2 separate regions of the Homo sapiens genome follow, and region 1 is linked to region 2. Evidence: chromatin loops called from intact Hi-C (ENCODE). Cell type or tissue: ovary. All regions are shown on one strand. Links, peaks and the distances in the headings refer to the core of each region. The heading gives the core; the rest is flanking DNA.

Region 1 (8,735 bases), core at 397-8,396, 140 kb after region 2:
CTGTACTAAATACCATACCCACATGATTCTTATTTAATCCTCACAACAATTTTGTGAGGCAAAAATCAGACAGATTAAATTACTTGCCCAAGGTCACAAAGCTAGTGCCTATGCCATCAGACTTCAAACCCAGGCAGTCTCAAATCTGGTAGTGCTGGACACCGCTATCTCAGGTATCCTCTCTGACTTTTGCCTGGCTTGCATAGCATTATAAAAAAGTACGAAATATTTGAAATGAAATATACTCAAGTTTTTCTTTGCCAACTACAAGTAAAAACACAAAAAATTCACTTACAACAAATTTAGGAGTAGGATAGTATTTGGCAAAAATAGCACCTCCAGCTTTCTTTTGATTAATGAAGGATTAATAAGTAAATAAACAAAATAAATAGCACCTTAATGCAGAAGGTTGGAAGGTTAGATTTGCCAAGGAAAATGGAGAAAAGATCAGAATTGGGATTAAGGATTCATTGATTCTAAGGCCATTCTGATAATCCAATTCAGGATAGGAGTCTGAGTCTGAACTCAGGGTAAAAATATGTATTTATATGAATACACAGCAATTAACCCCAGCAATCTGTTCTGGAGGTCAAATATAGCTTCCTATTTTTTAAATTCAAGTTTTAGATTATCTACAAATAGCAGTGAGCATTCCTTATACTAAACGCAACTTCCATTACCCTCAGGGATGATAAATTAAACCTGAAGACCCTTTCCTTTGTCAGTTTCCATTTTAAAGGTTACCCGATCCCTGGACAACTATTTTACACGTATCTACCAGATAAAGTCTCTGTTGATTTCAGGGAGGATTTGGAGTATGATTCTCATTCGTGTCCATGTCTGCTTTCCTAATTAACATCCTTTGCACTGTCCTTGCATTCCACAAGGGTTTTCTGCAACTGGGAGCTGTTTATTTTCCTTTGGGAATGTTTTTTCTCTGACCCACTTATTATTTTATCATTTCTTCTCCATTTATCCACTACTAGCTGTTAACCTTCACTCTTCGTGTATCAAGCAGCAGACACATGCTCTGTTGTTGCAGCGTCCACAGCGCCTCCTTCACGCCCTCCTCCCAGAGAGGGCTAAACTCTGCCTTCTTTATGGGTCAGCAGATCTTTGAAAGTCTTTGACCCACAACTTACTTGAGGCTTTGCATTTTTCTTGTCACTGTAGCCTTTTAAGAAGGTGTTTCTACTTTTTATTGTTTTTGGTCACTGGGTAAGACAATCCCAAAACTTATATAAACACTATTACCCTGCTCTGTGTTCTTGGCATTTTTATGATGGATGTGAAAGCCTGACATGAGGTGCCGCCCTCGCCCAGCCAAAATAACTTTAAGAGAAAAAGAGGCAGGTACATGGCTGCCAAAATATACATTTTGACTACACAAATGATTTATTCATGAAACAGACATTCCTTCCTATTATGTTTCCAGGAAGACACCCCAGTCTTTTTTAAAGTATAGAGATCACATAGAAAAAAAGAAAGTTAATAAATGAAATGTCCTTAGTCACTCTGGCATCAATAAATCAAAGGAAACAGAATCTCAGGACGATGACGTGTGCCAAGGTATAAAGGTAAGACTTCTCAGGAAAGTGACGGCACTACGAAATACAAAGCCAGATTAATCCAGCGCAAAGAGGCTTCTACCCGGATCTCTGCAAGGTAGGGGAGGAATGTCCATCCATGTCTCTGGAGGCGTGTTGATAATCCCCATCTATAAGCATGTGTCAGATGTAAAGGCAGCCTCCTTTTCCTTTGAAAGTTCAACTATAAAAATCAACACATAATAGATGAGATAAGACATATTCAAAAGGCATCTTAGGGACAAAATGTTTCCCACACCAGAAGCAGAAAGTGCAAGAACTGCTCAGTAACCTTATCGATTGCATTAGCATACGTAAAGAAAGAATGTGTCAATCAGGAAGAGGATTTGGTGTTGACGAGAATGAAAATGGAGAGGAGAACGTTGGCAGCATGATTCCCTGGGGCCCAGAGGGGAAAGGGCCCTTGCTTCTGGATGTGAATCTCTGGCCGCCTGGCAGCCAAGCCCCTATTAGGAAGATGGACCATCTGGCCATCAGAGTGGATCCTAGCAAATACTGGTGCCTACAGAACTATTCTCTTCACTTGGAGTTGGAAATCACTATGCAAACTCCTGACCATAATTAGACTTCCCATTTAGTTTTCTTGTAGGGATAAAGTACTATATACTGGTTTTTGGTCCATATGGCATACTTTTCACTTATAGTTGTCTTTTCCAAAATGAGTCAGTGTAGTAGCATTCTGGTTTATATCCTTCAGTTTCTTGTGATTTGGATACTGTGAATTAACACTCCTAAATTCCACAAGGTCTGAGACAGTCATGACCAATTCTGGACCTGTAAGCTGGGTACTAGCCCTTAAATGGTTGTAAACTCACTAAGAGAATGAAAGGGGGGGCCTCCAGATAACCAGGGAACCAGCATATATGGTATTATGGCAATACTTCTCCATATTAGCATGTGTCACATCTCTCTAGCCTAATCCAGAATAATAATAATCAAATATTGCATATCCACTGTGTACTTACACTTACTTCACTAATGCCCTTTCAAGGTAAGAATGATTATTTCCATTTCACAAATGAGGAAACTGGGGCTTAGAGAGCCCAAAGTCACACAATTTGCAAATAACCAGACCAGATTTCAACCCCATATCTGTCTGTTTCCAAAGGTTCTACTAGAAGAAGTAATTCAAATCTTATATCACCATCTATTAGAAGGCCTACCAGAAGCCACCATGATTATTCTTCATAGCAGGAAACAGAGCAGCCCTTTCCAGAGGCCAATCTATCACCACAGTCATGTTGAAACACATCAGGAGTGTGGATTCTGCCATTAGTACCCAACAGATCAATGCCCAGTGTTTCCAAACTGGGCTCCTGGGTTCCAATGCCAAGGTGAGTTCAAAACCTTCAGCACTCTCTGGACACAAGGAATGGCCCCATGGTTCTGAGCTTGTCTACCCATCTGTTTGAAACATCAGCCCCATGTTTGAGATGACTGCTTACTTTACTGAAATCTGGATCTGCAAGGAATGAGCCTATGCCTAGAGTTGGCCAATAATAATAGAAATAATAGCAGCAGCATCTCTTGTTACCTCAGAGTGTTTCATCTAATCTTTCCAATCACTTTGTAAAGTATGTTGGATTGCCCAAGTATAATTGCCAAAAATTGCATATATTCAAAGTGTACAATGTGATGATTTGATATATGTACACACTGTGTCATGATTACCACAATCAAAAATCAAATTAATCAACACACAGTTACCTGTGTGTGTGTATAGTGAGGACACTTAAGATCTATTCTCATAGCAAATTTTAAGTAAACAATACAGTATTACTAACTGTAGTCACCATGTTTTACCTTAGGTCCCCAGAACTTATTCATCTTATAACTAAAAGTTTGTACCCCTTGACCAACATCTCCCCATTTCCCCTGTGCCCCAGTCCCTGGCAAACACCATTCTACTCTCTGTTTCTGTGAGTTTGACTTTTTTATACACCATGTATAAGTGAGAAGATACAGTTTTTACGGTTCTGTGACTGGCTTCTTTCACTTAACAAAATGTCCTCCAGGTTCATCTACATTGCTGCAAATGGCAAGATTTCCTTCTTTTTTTATGGCTGGATAATATTCCTCGTGTGTGTGTGTGTGTGTGTGTGTGTGTGTGTGTGTATACATAAACATATACATATATACACCACATTTTCTTTGGTTTGTCCCTCCATGGATACTTAGATTGTTGCCATATTTTGGCATAAATACATATATTTAAATCCTCATTTAAAGATGAGGATATTGAATTTTCAGTGAGGTTAAGTAATTTGGCCAAGCTCACACAGCTAACAGGTGACAGCCCTGGAATTTGAACCCGGGTCTGTCTGAATCCGGTGCCTATGCTTTGAGCCACTCTGCATCACTGACCACCAGAGAAGCAATTGCTGGTTGATGGCCCTGTAGACAGACCAGACACAGCCCAGCACACTAGGGAGAGTCACTAGAGCCTGGAGACACAGTGGGACCACAGTCATCGCTGTGTTTTTTGTGGCTGGGAGGAGCTGCTGTTCCCCTGAGCATGGGCTCACTTAGGAAACATTTGAGAAATGAATTAATGCAGGTCTTTAAGAGGCCATCTGTGGCATGATGGAAGACCAGCTTACTTTCTACAGCCTGAAAATGGTGGGGCTTCATTGATGACTCCTGAAGTCTCAGCCAACTAGAACATTCTTAAATACTGTAACATTAGCTGCTATGTGAGGCAGCTGAAATCTAAGGAAGAAATATTCAAATATGCAAAATATTTGGGCCTAGCGCTTAGCAGGTCAAGATAATGATGCTCAAGTGGCATGAAATAGAATCAGGCAATCTGGATTCTATTCTGGCTTTTCAACTTATCAGCTTGGCTACCTCCAGTAACCTATTTAATCTCTTGCCTGTAAAATGGGGATAGTGATTAGCTATCTCATGGGGTTCATGTGCAGATTAAATGAGCTAAGATGTGTAAAATGTCTCAAGCAGTGCTTACTAATAGAGATCAAAAAAATAATTCAATTCCCATCCCCTTTCCATAAATAATTTCCTCCACGAAGGGTTGGTTCCCGGGAGTACAAAGCTTCTGATGCTAAGGCATTAAAATCAAACACAACCCAACACTTTCCCAACAGAGGAATCACCACTATTGAGACCAGAAAACAAAACAACCAATGAGAGAATTTGCCTGTTTTGAAGAACCCTGTGATGCAGGTGTGGTTCCCAAAATGCCACTGAAAGCTCCAAGCCAATTTCTTTCTCTAGTCCCACCAGACAAAAAGCTTATTAGAGCTCTGACCGCATCTGGGATGAGTGTCACTTTTCATCAGGTCCCAAAATTTAGGTAGTCCAGTGAGGTCTATCCCTGACAAACCAGTACCTGCTGGGAAATGAGTGTTCTGAAAGACAGCAGTGTCTGAAATGTCTTCACCCCACTTCCTCCCCACATCCCACAAGATAGGAAAGAAAAAAGAAAAAAAGGCAGGATCCATACATGGAGGTTTAAAGCCAAGCTACCAACCCCGAGCTCTTTTCCCAGAGGTGGGGTAGGGTAGGGAGAGAGGTGGGGTGAGGTGGTAGGAGGGACAGGGTGGGGGTCTGCCACCTACCTGCGCACTACCAGCCTGAGGGTCTTGTAGGATCCTTTCACCAGGGAAACTGCCTCCTTTCTGGAGCTGCTCAGAGTCACCTCATTGATGTGCACAACCTCATCCCCAGCCTGCAGTTTGGAGCTCAGGGTGTCTGCTTTGCCCCCTTCTTCGACCTGCTTGGAGGGAGAGATGCGACAGCCACGAGTGAGCTTTCCCCTGGCCTGGGGTCTGTCCGGCTATCCCGAGCCCAGCTTAGACTCCTGCAGAGCCCAACGGACCAGCTAGGGCCACACCCCAGCGCTTGCAGCCAGAGGGAAAACTGTGAGAGCGCAGGGACTGGCTCTGGGTGTCCACACCCTCAAGAACCAGCACCCTGCCTGCCCAGGGAGGGCGCCCTTAAACATCAGCTGAATGAACGACAGAACTCAGTTTCCATCCAAAGGCCATTATCCCACGGTGCTCAGGACATCTCCCCAGCCCTTGCTTTACATCTTCAAAAAGTCCACTCAGGGCAACTGTTTTATCCCTTTAGAAGAGCAGTCCCCAAACTTTTTGGCACCAGGGACCAGTTTTGTGGAAGACAATTTTTCCACGGATGGGGTGTGGGCGGATGGTTTTGGCGTGGTTCAAGTGCGTTGCATTTATTGTGCACTTTATTATTTTTTCATTATAACATATAATGAAATAATTATACAACTCAGCATAACATAGAATCAGCGGAGCCCTGAGCTTGTTTCCCGCAACTAGATGGTCCCACTGGGGGCGATGAGAGATAGTGACAGATCTTCAGGCATTAGATTCTCATAAGGAGTGTGCTACCTAGATCCCTCGCATGTGTAGTTCACAATAGGGTTCGGGCTCCTGTGAGAATCTAATGCTGCCACTGATCTTACAGGAGGCAGAGCTCGGGTGGTTATGTGAGCAATGGGGAGCAGCTGTAAATACAAATGAAGCTTCACTTACTCATCCACTCCTACTGTGCGGCCTGGTTGCTAACAGACCACTGTAATGGTCCGTGGCCTGGGGGTTGGGGACGGGTTACATTAGAAGTTGAGTTCCTCTGGCCGGGTACGGTGGCTCATGCCTGTAATCCCAGCACTTTGGGAAGCTAAGGCTGGCAGATCACAGGGTCAGAAGATCGAGACCATCCTGGCTAACACGGTGAAACCCCATCTCTACTAAAAATACAAAAAAATTAGCCAGGCATGGTGGCAGGCACCTGTAGTCCCAGCTACTCAGGAGGCTGAGGCAGGAAAATGGCATGAACCCAAGAGCCGACGCTTGCAGTGAGCTGAGATCACGCCACTGCACTCCAGCCTGGGTGACAGAGTGAGACTCCGTCTCAAAAAAAAAAAAAAAAAACACAAACAAAAAACAACAAAAAAAAGTTGTGTTCCTCTTACCTTACTTTTTGTTCTAAAATTATAATTCATTGGATACATAAAGTAGTACATTCAGACAATGGAATATTATTCAGCACTGAAAAGAAATGAGCTATCAAACCATGAAACAACATGAAGGAAACTTAAAATGCATATTTCTAAGTGAAAGAAGCCAGTCTGAAAAGGCTACATACCACACAATTTCAAGTGTATGACATTGTAGGAAAGGCAAAACTAGGGAGGCAGTAAAAAGATCAGCAGTGGCTGAGGTTAAAGGGAAGGGTAGGATGAATATGGTGGCACAGAATATTTTAGGGCAGTGAAACCATTCGATATGATATTGTAGTGGTGGACACATGCCTTGTACATTTGTCAAAACCCATAGAATGTACAGCACCAAGAGTGAACCTACTATAAACTATGGGTGACAGGAGATGTCCATGTAGGTTCATCAGTTGTAATAAATGTATCACTCTGGTGCAGGATTTTGATAGTGGGGGAGGCTATGTGTATGTGTGGGCAGCAGATACATGGGAAATATCTGCACCTTCCATTCGTCTTTTTTTTATGAACCTAATATTGCTCTTAAAAAATAAATACGCTGGCTGGGCACAGTGGCTCACGCCTGTAATCCCAGCACTTTGGGAGGCTGAGGCAGGTGGATTTGGATTGCCTGAGCTCAGGAGTCCAAGACCACCCTGCGCAATGTGGTGAAACCCTGTCTCTACTAAAAATACAAAAATTAGACGGGTGTGGTGGCACACACCTGTAATCCCAGCTAGTTGGGAGGCTGAAGTGGGAGAATCGCTTGAAACCACGAGGTGGGCCTCGTGCGGTGTCTCATGCCTGTAATCCTAGCACTTTGGGAGGCCGGGGTGGGTGGATCACCTGAGGTCAGGAGTTCGAGACCAGCCTGGCCAACATGGTGAAACCCCGTCTCTACTAAAAACACAAAAATTAGCTGAGTGTGGTGGTGCATGCCTGTAATCCCAGCTACTCGGGAAGCTGAGGCAGGGAAATCATTTGAACCTGGGAGGTGGAGGTTGCAGTGAGCAGAGATCATGCCACTGCACTTCAGCCTGGGTGATAGAGCGAGACCCCGTCTCAAAAAAAATAAATAAATAAAAGAGAAAAGAAAAGAAACCAGGAGGTGGAGGTGCAGTGGGCCGAGATTGCATCACTGCTCTCCACTCCAGTCCAGCCTAGGCGACAGAGCGAGACTCTGTCTCAAAACAAAACAAAACAAAACAAAAATGTCCTGCACTATTATTCAGTCAACAAAGTTATTCAACACCTGCTTTACATCAGAAATTTTTCCAAGTGCTTGGGCTATAAAAGTGGACAAAATAGACAAAAACCTTTTGATCTTCTGATGCTTAAGTTAATGGGCAGAGGAGGGGAAGCAAACAATAAACATAATAAACAAGTAAGTAATGTAGTACGTTAGAAATTAATCATATGCTTTGGAAACAGGAAAATAAGGCTCGATCTGGGTCACATGCCAATGGATACTTATAGACGTCAATAACAATGAAAGGGAAGTAAAGGGGAAAACAAAAACAAAACCTGAGTAAACAAAACCTCACCCATATTTTCTCTTTTTTTAGTAATTACTCTCCAGAATTGCCCACATGTTCAAAAACCTTCAATAGGTCTCAAGATACATAAAATAGACCAAGCAATTATATATATACATATATTACATATACAAATTATATGCAGACATAGCTACATACATATATAGATATCTATATATATGTATATGTATATAGCAAACATAATGAGGAATGTATATGTATATAGATATATGTATATACATATATAATTGCTTGGTATGTCTATATACATATATTATATAATTGATATATCTATATACATATATAGATATTTTGGGAGACAGACTCTTGCTCTGGTGCACAGGCTGGAGTGCAGTGGCACAGTCTTGGCTCACTGCAACCTCAGCCTCCTGGGTTCAAGCAATTCTCCCATCTCAGCCTTTTGAGTAGCTAGGACTATAGGCGTGTGCCAACAGGTCTGGCTAATTTTTGTATTTTTTGTAGAGATGGGCTTTTGCTGTGTTGCCTGGGCTGGTCTTGAACTCCTGGGCTCAAGTGATCCTCCCACTTTGGCCTCCCAAAGTGGTGAGATTACAGGCATGAGCCACTGTGCCTGGCCAATATATACTA
Region 2 (8,735 bases), core at 451-8,450:
CTTGGATGATGCCCAATAAGTATTTGGTTAATAAAAATATGCCGAGTGGACACGAGGCCAGCTTCCTGATGGGTTCCCTGCAGTTATCTATCCTGTCTCATTCGAATGGGAATTACTGTCTTCCCAGAGTACAGCTCTGTTGCTGATATTCTGCTTGGACTACATCAATGTGAATATAACTCAGCCAACGCTCAGACCCTCAGCTGAAGCCACAAAGGGCTAACATCCTGCATCAGGGGAGTCTCATCAAAGGGTAAAGCTGGGGTCACATAGAACACATCCCAGTCCAAATACCTCTGACATGCCTCTCCTAGACTATGCTGCATGGTGTAGTACCATTAATCATCTCCAGAAAAGCACTTTGGAAAGGAGCTACTTGTGGAAAGGAGCAAGAAAGAGAACATGCAACAAGCACGGTGGAAGTAAAGCAGGAAAGTCGATTTGGTAATCCTTCTTCCCTGTTCCCACAAAACATCAGGGAAGGGAGCACGGATGGTTAAGTAGACCCTCTAAAAGGCCATATATACATACCCTATTATAGCAGGAAACATTACTGGACCTGCAGCCAGGACACCTGCACAAGGCCGTCTCTGTAATTGCTATGAGCAAGTCATTTTCATGTTCTGGGCTACTATTTTCTCATGTGTAAAATGAGGAGGTTAGTACAGATGAGCCTGGGGGTCCCTTTACCTTTGACAGTTGATGAACCAAAGGTAAAAAGCAGGGGGAGGGCCTACATGGCAAATCCCAAGTGAGAAAACATGATCTGCGTACCTACATCAACAAGGGATGAGCATGTTCTACATGCAGGCTCCGAGTTGGAATTGGTGTAGAATAAAAGACAGCTTCTGACCTCCAGTCTTGTTGGGGAGGCACACAAAGGATTTGTAGCTGGATCAACCTGGGTTCTAATCTGATCTCTGCCAGTTCCTGGCCACTATTCTCTCTGAACCTCAGGACCTCATCTGTAAAAAGGGGACAAAGTATTATCTACCCTGTGGCTTAATAACCACTGCAAGACAGGTGCTATCATTGTTCAATCAACATGGCCTGCATAAGGGAGATGGATGTGGAAAGTCACCATGGGGAGGGTGACAGGATGGTGGTGTCTTGATGGGTTAATTCCTTAAAAAGGGCAACTACAAATTGCCCAAAACATTTGGGGAGGAATATAAATATTTAAATCCAAAGTGGAGGGGTTTTTTTGCAGATAAGAACAGAAAATATAGGGCATTACCTGAGCTCCTTGGGAATAGATATAGAGGACCCAGTGAGTGGTGTGAAAGAAAGGGCTCCTCAAGGTCAAGGATGACAGAATTAACCTAGAGGAGCTGCCTAGAGGCCACCTCTCACTGGCAGGAGTCGCAGGCACTAGGCAGGGATGGCTGTTGGTGAATGCATCTTCAAGGCTGTCTTTAAAACAGAATGAGTTTGGCCCCAGCTTTTTTCAGCCCCTGAGTCCTTCCTACTTCAGGCTCTGGGGTAGGAGACCCCTCCCCTTTTGTAAGCGAGTGAGGTAAAGGGACTCTGGCTCAGGAAGGTCTCTGAGGGTCCCAATGTAGTCTGTAGGAGCCAGGGTCCTGTCTCCTATCTATATGCAAATAAGTTGCTCCAGCCCTAGACCTGCCTAAAGGAGTGGACATTAAAAATGTAAATGGAGATTGTCATTCATTGGGAAAAAATGGGTCCCTTGCTAAATTTGGCATCAGCTGAGGAATCTTAGCAAAAATGAACTCCCTGCCTTGTTTGTGAGGGAGGCCTAATCCTTACTTTGCCCAAGAGGATTATTGGGTCTTAGAAAGAAGCTCACATGCACTTTTTTTAAGCTCATGCCAAATGCATTTGTGTCCATAATATCCAAGATTCGTTCTGCTTTTTAGGGTATATAATAGACATTCCATGCTATTTAAATGCCTCCAAATATCAAACCTAAATGTTTCCAACCTTTGCTATCACCCAAAGGGGGACTCAGCTTTTCCCAGTGGTTACTTTATATTCTTTGGGAGCACAATTTACATGGACATCAAGGTACCAAACTGCAGCCCATTTGTGGAAAAGTAATGGTTTACAGCTTACAGTAGACCTTTTCTAAGTGTTTGTGACTATAGTTCCATGGGCTGATTTTCTACTTATCCCCTTCATTTTTCCTTTCTCTTAGTTACTATAGGGTAGTGTCATAAATGCTTGAATTCTTTTTTTCCTCATCCTGTATGTTCCTGCTCACCCCAGCACTTTCCTGTGCTCTCCAGGGGAATTCTGGACCCACTGACATACATACCACAAAGTAGAACTGATAAAATCTATGTCCTCAGTTTAGCATGACATTCTCAAAACATTTAAAAACATTACAATTGGCACCTGTGCTGGCTGTACAACATGCAAAGTATTTTTACATAACAAATTTAATCTTTACAGCAACCCTCTGAAATGCTGTCCTCATTTCACAGAAAAAGAAACTGAAGCAAACGTAACTTAAATAACCTGCTCAAGATCACAAAGGAAGTGGTAAAGCTTGGACCCAACCTATTATAAGGCTCCAGAGTGTGCCCTTAACTGCCTTCTCCCACAATCGCATCACTTAAGTGCTTAGTTAGATACCTACAGGGCTGAAAGATCTCTGAAAACAGATTTGCCTTGTTCCAAGAAGAGCATAACAATTCTTCCAGTATTGAATTCCTCAGGAGTGTTGATTTTTGGTGCTTTCTACTAGAAACTACCTCCCCTCACCCTCACCACCAGGGCTGCTTAATTTCCACCTGTAATTCCAAGTCCTGCCTCAACTCTGGGGCCCACCAGACTCTAAATGAGAAGGAATTTAAGAAGCCTCCAAATAGTATGTCAGGAAATAGCTTCAAGACAAACTCTCGGGGCAGAGTACAGTGGCTGACACCTTAATCCCAGTGTTTTGGGAGGTCAAGGTGGGAGGATCACTTGAGGCCAGGAATTTGAGACCAGCCTGGGCAACACAGTGAGACCTCATCTCTTACCAAAAAAAAAAAAAAAAAAATTAATTAGCTGGGTGCGGTGGCATGTGCCTGTGGTCCTAGTTACTCAGGAAGCTGAGATGGGAGGATTGTTTGAGCCCAGGAGTTCGAGGTTGCAGTGAGATATGATTGCACCACTGCACCCCACTTGGGCAACAGAACAAGACCCTGTCTCTTATAAAAACAACAACAAAAACCTCTCGGCTAGTTTTGTTTTCATCTTGAACCTTGAATCCCTATGCTATCCCCCAGTTCCCAGAGCCTGCCTGGTCTTCCAAGCTGGATGTGAAAACATGCCTTTGATGCAAATTCTTTCCAGACTGGAGCCCACCCTTGTTAATGTTGACTAACTTAAGAACAGATGGTATTGGGAACAGAATCTGAGCAGAAAGCAGGTAGAGAAGTGAGTCATCATTTTTATTTGACCAAGCAGAGCAGCCCCTTCCCCCTCAATGGGCATTCACACATGGAAGGGTGACCTCAGGGAGGAGTTTGGCAGGTCAGGGACGCCAGGCCAGGCCAGCCTATGACAGGACATGTCCTGTGAGCAGTCCATCACCCACCATGTCCCCTCCCACTGCAACCCTGATATGTCAAGCCTGGGAAAGGTATAGAACCCACGACAAAGAGAAGGTACTGGACTGTGACCCCATTTCACAAATCCAGCTGCGGATCAATGGCCTCCGCCCCAGCCAGACCTGGCTCAGTAGGGGAGGCAGCCTCCTCTCACTATCACATTCCAGCTGCCAGTAGTGAGGAGGTAACCATGGGAACCGACACAAAGGGCTTAATGTTAGAGGGAAAGAGGCTGGGGGCGATGGTGAAGAGGCTGAGAGGGACTTCAAGTGACAGTCCTGCAATTCTCCTAACTTCAACCATGTGCGTCTATTGTGAGTCAGACTAAAAGACTGAAGTGGAGCTTTTGCACAGCAAAGCAGCCTGGCACAAGGCCTCGAGAGTGTCAGAGACAAGCAGACAGCTAAGATCCTTGTAGGTTCTTCTTCCAGATTTATTTTTTCCCCATCAGAGAGCAGAGTCCTAATAATTTCATTTCCCAGTCATTTTGCCCCAAAATAATACGGCTCATTTGGATGGACATAATTGGTACACAGTGGCACTCTTTCAAATACAGGGCTGCAAGCAACACTTTGCTTAGGGGCTTCTTTCTGCACCATCTGGTTTCAGTCCAGTGTCTCCAAAGGTCTCTGCATGCTGAGGGGCTTCTTCGATGGGTCTGGAAATAGACCAACGTGGCACCACTTGAGTGGCTGAGGAAATGGTCCTGAGATTCTGGCTGCCTAGTTAACTCCACACTGCAATGGAGAGGCTTTGATGTCAGGACCAATAATCCAGAGTATCTTCCACGACACTCAGGACTTTGGGGGAGAAACTAAGTGAAAAGGCTCATATAGGAACAGATACTAGGATCCATATTTATTTAATTACATTTTCCCCTGGGCATCTATACATTATTTTAATGAATTGGTCAAGGTGACTTCGTCTTCATTAAATCAGCAGCGTTTTCAACGTACCATTTGGAACTTATTTTTATTTAAGTTTTAGCTCAAGGTTCTCCAGAATCTGGGAGTTGAGAAAATGCCAATGGAAATAGGAAATATGAAATATCCAGGATCAATGGTAGACTTTTCTTCTTACTGTAACAGTGCTCTGGGGCACATTTCTTACCTTGCTATTTTTTTGGAGACCAAGAAAATATTGCATCTATGTCCATCCCTACATAGACCTCACAAAGCATAGGTCAAATTCTAATAGGCAGCCATGATTCTCCAATTTTTTGTTCACAAATAAGTCGACTGACTTCCTAATTGGAGTCATTGGGGGTAAGGAGCAACGGACAATGTCAGAGAGGACCACCTCACAGGTGGACTTGTGAGGGGCTGGGAAAAGAAAAGACATGTTCATTAGAGCCTTTCCTACAAGCATCCCACAAACCCCCAAAGGTGGTAGACCCATTAACCATTTAAGAACATATTCAAGGAGTCAACCATCCCCCACCACCAGTATTAATCTGCATGCAGCCATAAGCAGGGCACTAGTTAGTTCCACTTATTGGTATAAAACAATCATATCTAAAAGGGAAAGATAGTTGACATCTATTACAGACCTCATCCATTAATTGACAGGATGGTATTGGGTACTAACCCTGGCACCTCCATGCCCTCAGCAAGTTATTTAACCTATGATTTTGGTTTCCTCACCTTTAAAAGGGGATAGTAACAGTGCCTGCCTCATAGGAGTGTGAGGAAGATAAAATCAGCCAGCACAAAACGTATTAGACAGTGCTTGACTCCTAGTAAGTACTCAATAAATGTTAGGAATTAACACCTATCAGGTGCCAGCCTAGTTATATTTACATGTATTCTGTCACTTAATCCTTATAACAGCCTTAACCTAATAAATATTAATACCTCTCTTAAGGTATCATTATCACCATCTTGCAGATGAGGAAACAGCTGCTTAAAGGACTCTCCAAATTACTAGTGTAGCAGAGCTCAGATTCAAACGTAGGTCATTCTACTTGCACAGTCTCTGACCTTTCCACTGTACTCAATTGCCTTTATATAAGACCATTTTGTTTTTGCTATTTTTAGTAAGGAATAACAAGTGAAGCCTTAATGAGAAATGCCAATGTTTAAGAAAATAACATCAATTAAAAGAACTAGGATTTTAAACCTCCACTGTAAGCAGGAGCTTTTAAAACAAACAACAAAACACAAAAAAAAACAAACAAAAAGACTAGCCTGAGACAGACCTCTCTGCTCTGAGAAAAATTCCAAAAGAAATGTGTACACATTCACACTTGTGGCTGGAGTGTCTATGAACCCTTGAGGGTACAATGTCTTATTATTCATCATTGAATTCCCAGAGGCTAATGCGTTCTCAGTAAATGTTTGACAAATGTTTACTGAATGAATTAAACCAACCCAACAACAAAATGCCTCACTTGGAGTTGGCAAAATATATAACATCTTTCCCAAATGCTTTGTTGAACTTAAATTAAATCACTGAAGCTTAATAGATTAAATAAACTATTATAAATTTACCACTCTGTCCAAAGCATTTTACTGAAAAGCATGACGTTAATTTTGATAGAGAGATCGAGTTTTGTTTTTTTTTTCTACCTACATCTTTGGGAAGAGAATATAGTATGTTAACCTTTCATTTGGATTCCCAGAAGATGTTGTGAGCCTCATCTGGGAGCTCAGCTTCGACAATCATCATTAAATCAGTCCTCAGATCAGTCCTCAGGAAAAAAAAAAAAAAAAAAAGGAGTTTGCCTAGTGCGTAGTTCCTCTCTTTGGAGTTTACTTCTGCTGGCAAAACCAAACCCCAGTAGTATTTTGATCACGTACACAAGAACTTCACATTTTAAATCCCCACAACCTTAAAAAATGACTCATCAAGGGCCAGGTGCAGTGGCTCACACCTGTAATCCCAGCACTTTGGGAGGCTGGGGCAGGCAGATCACGAGGTCAAGAGATTGAGACCATCCTGGCCAACATGGTGAAACCCAGTCTCTACTAAAAATACAAAAATAATTAGCTGGGTATAGTGGCATGTGCCTGTAGTCCCAGCTACTTGGGAGGCTGAGGCAGGAGAATCGCTTGAACCCGGGAGGTGGAGGCTGCAGTGAGCCAAGATTGTGCCACTGCACTCCAGCCTGGGCAACACAGCAAGACTCTGTCTTGTTGCTTTAAAAAAAAAAAAAAAAAAAAAAACAAACTTATCAAAATGAAGGTATGCATAGTAATAATGATAAGGATACCAGTTAATATAAGATCCTTGATAATCTTAAATGATATGGCTTTCACAAAAGTGTAAATACTTTTTCATCAACTCCAAAATCACATATTATATTTATCACAGTGCCTGGAAATAGTAGTTGACATTTACTGAGTTCTTACTAAGCTAAGTACCTTCAGTCATTAACTCAATCTTTGCAACAACCCTATGAAGATGTTCTATTATTGTCCAATGTCTTGCAGCTCAGAGGTATTTATTTAATATCTTGTCCAGGGTAATATATGCCTAGAGGCAGATGTGGGATGTATACTCTTGTGTAACTCTAGAACCTAAGTTTTTCTTCTAATTCAGGTAATGCTTTGCATACAATAAAATGCACAGGTCTTAGGTGTTCAGTTCGATGGGTGTGGATAATTGTGTATACCTATGAAACCATCACGAAAAACAAAACATAAAACATTTCCATCATTCCAGAAAATCCCTTCTTATCTCTTTCTAGTCAGTCCCTACCCACTGGCAACCACTGACTTCTGTCATAGATTAGTTTTGCCTATTCTAGCACTTCATGAATAGAATTGCTTATTATTATTTTGTATCTGGCTGCTTTCAGTTAACGTGCTCTTGAGACTCATCCAGGTTTTTGTATCAAGAGTTCATTCCCATTGATCGCTGAGTCGTATTCATTGTATGGATGTGCCACTGTTTCTTTACCCATTTTCCTGTTGATGGATGTAGGGTTGTTTCCAGGTATTGGTCATTATAAATAAGGTTGCTATGAACATTCTGTACAAGTCATTGGTGGACATTTGTTTTCACCTATCTTGGGTAAATACCTAGGCGTGGAAATGTTGGGTCATAGGTTGGTGTATGTTTAACTTTACAACAAACTTAATTTCTTAACCCCTGTACTCTACACCTTCAGAATGGCACTAGCTTATTAACATGTTTTATTTTGCCTCTTATAAGACGAGTTCCTGAGGGCAGGGAACCCATCGCCAGTTCCTGGGATGCCTCCCACACAGTAAATGATTGCTGAATAAATGAATGACCATTGTTCATGCCCCTATTCCTTCTTTGGGTGTTACAACAGCATAAGAAAACTAGTTTCTGACATGCATGAAGAAATCCCACAAGCTGAAGGCTGTGAAATGGAGGCATTGCTCATTCAGGCAAGGTGAAGACTGCCCAGCCACCAGGCTCTACCTCCCAATCTTCTTTCTGACATGACCTTCCCTAGAAAGTGAACCCCTCTCAGTGATCCTGCAGGAGGAAACAGCTCCTGTTCAAGTGATACTACAGAAGGGGAGGAAGGTGTCAAGGCAATTGAGGTCACACAGTGGTTAGAATTACAGGATACTTCTGTCAAACAGAAAGTCAGAAGAAGCGGCAACCCATGAAATCCTGACCTTCTGGAAGTCACCAGCAAAACCTCAGCACTGCTGGACTCCAGGGAAACATCCTCGAACAGAACTTACAAGAATAATTGATTTTGGTCAAAGGTCTGTATGGGTTCTGCATGAAAAGGGAAAGCAAGAATAAACATTGAAGAGACAGTAGAATGTTGATGTTTTAAAAATGTAACCAGATTTAACACATAAGACAGGATTCTAAAAATAACACTAGGTTAAAAGTGGAGAAAACTCAGGCACACTCTTCACACACACCCTGCCCACCTTTCAGGCAAAACTTTTAATTCCCATGAATCAGTTCATTTACTTTAAAATCACAGAATTTATACTGTAATTCACCTATACCTTCCCAGAAAGCAGTTAAATCATTGTTGATTTTCTATCCATAATAGAAAAGGATTGGTAACTCCTAAGAATAATTTAACGTATCTGTTACCAAAAGAAGAACTTTGTTTCACATAAATCAAAACAGGGCTCCACCTCCTACTGGGCTCAGGTACTTTTGGCAACCTTAATTTGCTTTGGTCCCAGGTCACAGAGGACCTGGTCCCAGGTCAAAATTGAGGAATTCTAAACA

The links. A loop is a pair of places that touch in the nucleus more often than their neighbours do. Peaks named below come from ENCODE experiments on the same cell type or tissue, not always from the same donor. Only the 100,000 strongest peaks of a DNase experiment are listed, where the experiment ranks them.
Region 1: it touches region 2 in a loop (4-fold over the local background); 2 of 110 quality-filtered maps call a loop at or near these places.

The regions. Positions count from the first base shown.
Region 1 is chr4:76,552,214-76,560,948 of GRCh38, reverse strand. It overlaps SHROOM3 (shroom family member 3), which reads right to left. Exons shown (of 11, transcript NM_020859.4): 2 at 5,186-5,340. Among named protein-coding and RNA genes, the nearest start is that of MIR4450, 17 kb to the left of the region's middle. RefSeq lists an enhancer at 1,608-2,239. In ovary, for the core only: no CTCF peak of the experiment used is centred there; no DNase peak of the experiment used is centred there.
Region 2 is chr4:76,691,360-76,700,094 of GRCh38, reverse strand. All of the region lies in intron 2 of SHROOM3 (shroom family member 3), which reads right to left. Among named protein-coding and RNA genes, the nearest start is that of SHROOM3-AS1, 110 kb to the left of the region's middle. RefSeq lists enhancers at 2,413-2,512, 1,948-2,666. In ovary, for the core only: no CTCF peak of the experiment used is centred there; a DNase peak (open chromatin) is centred at 3,543.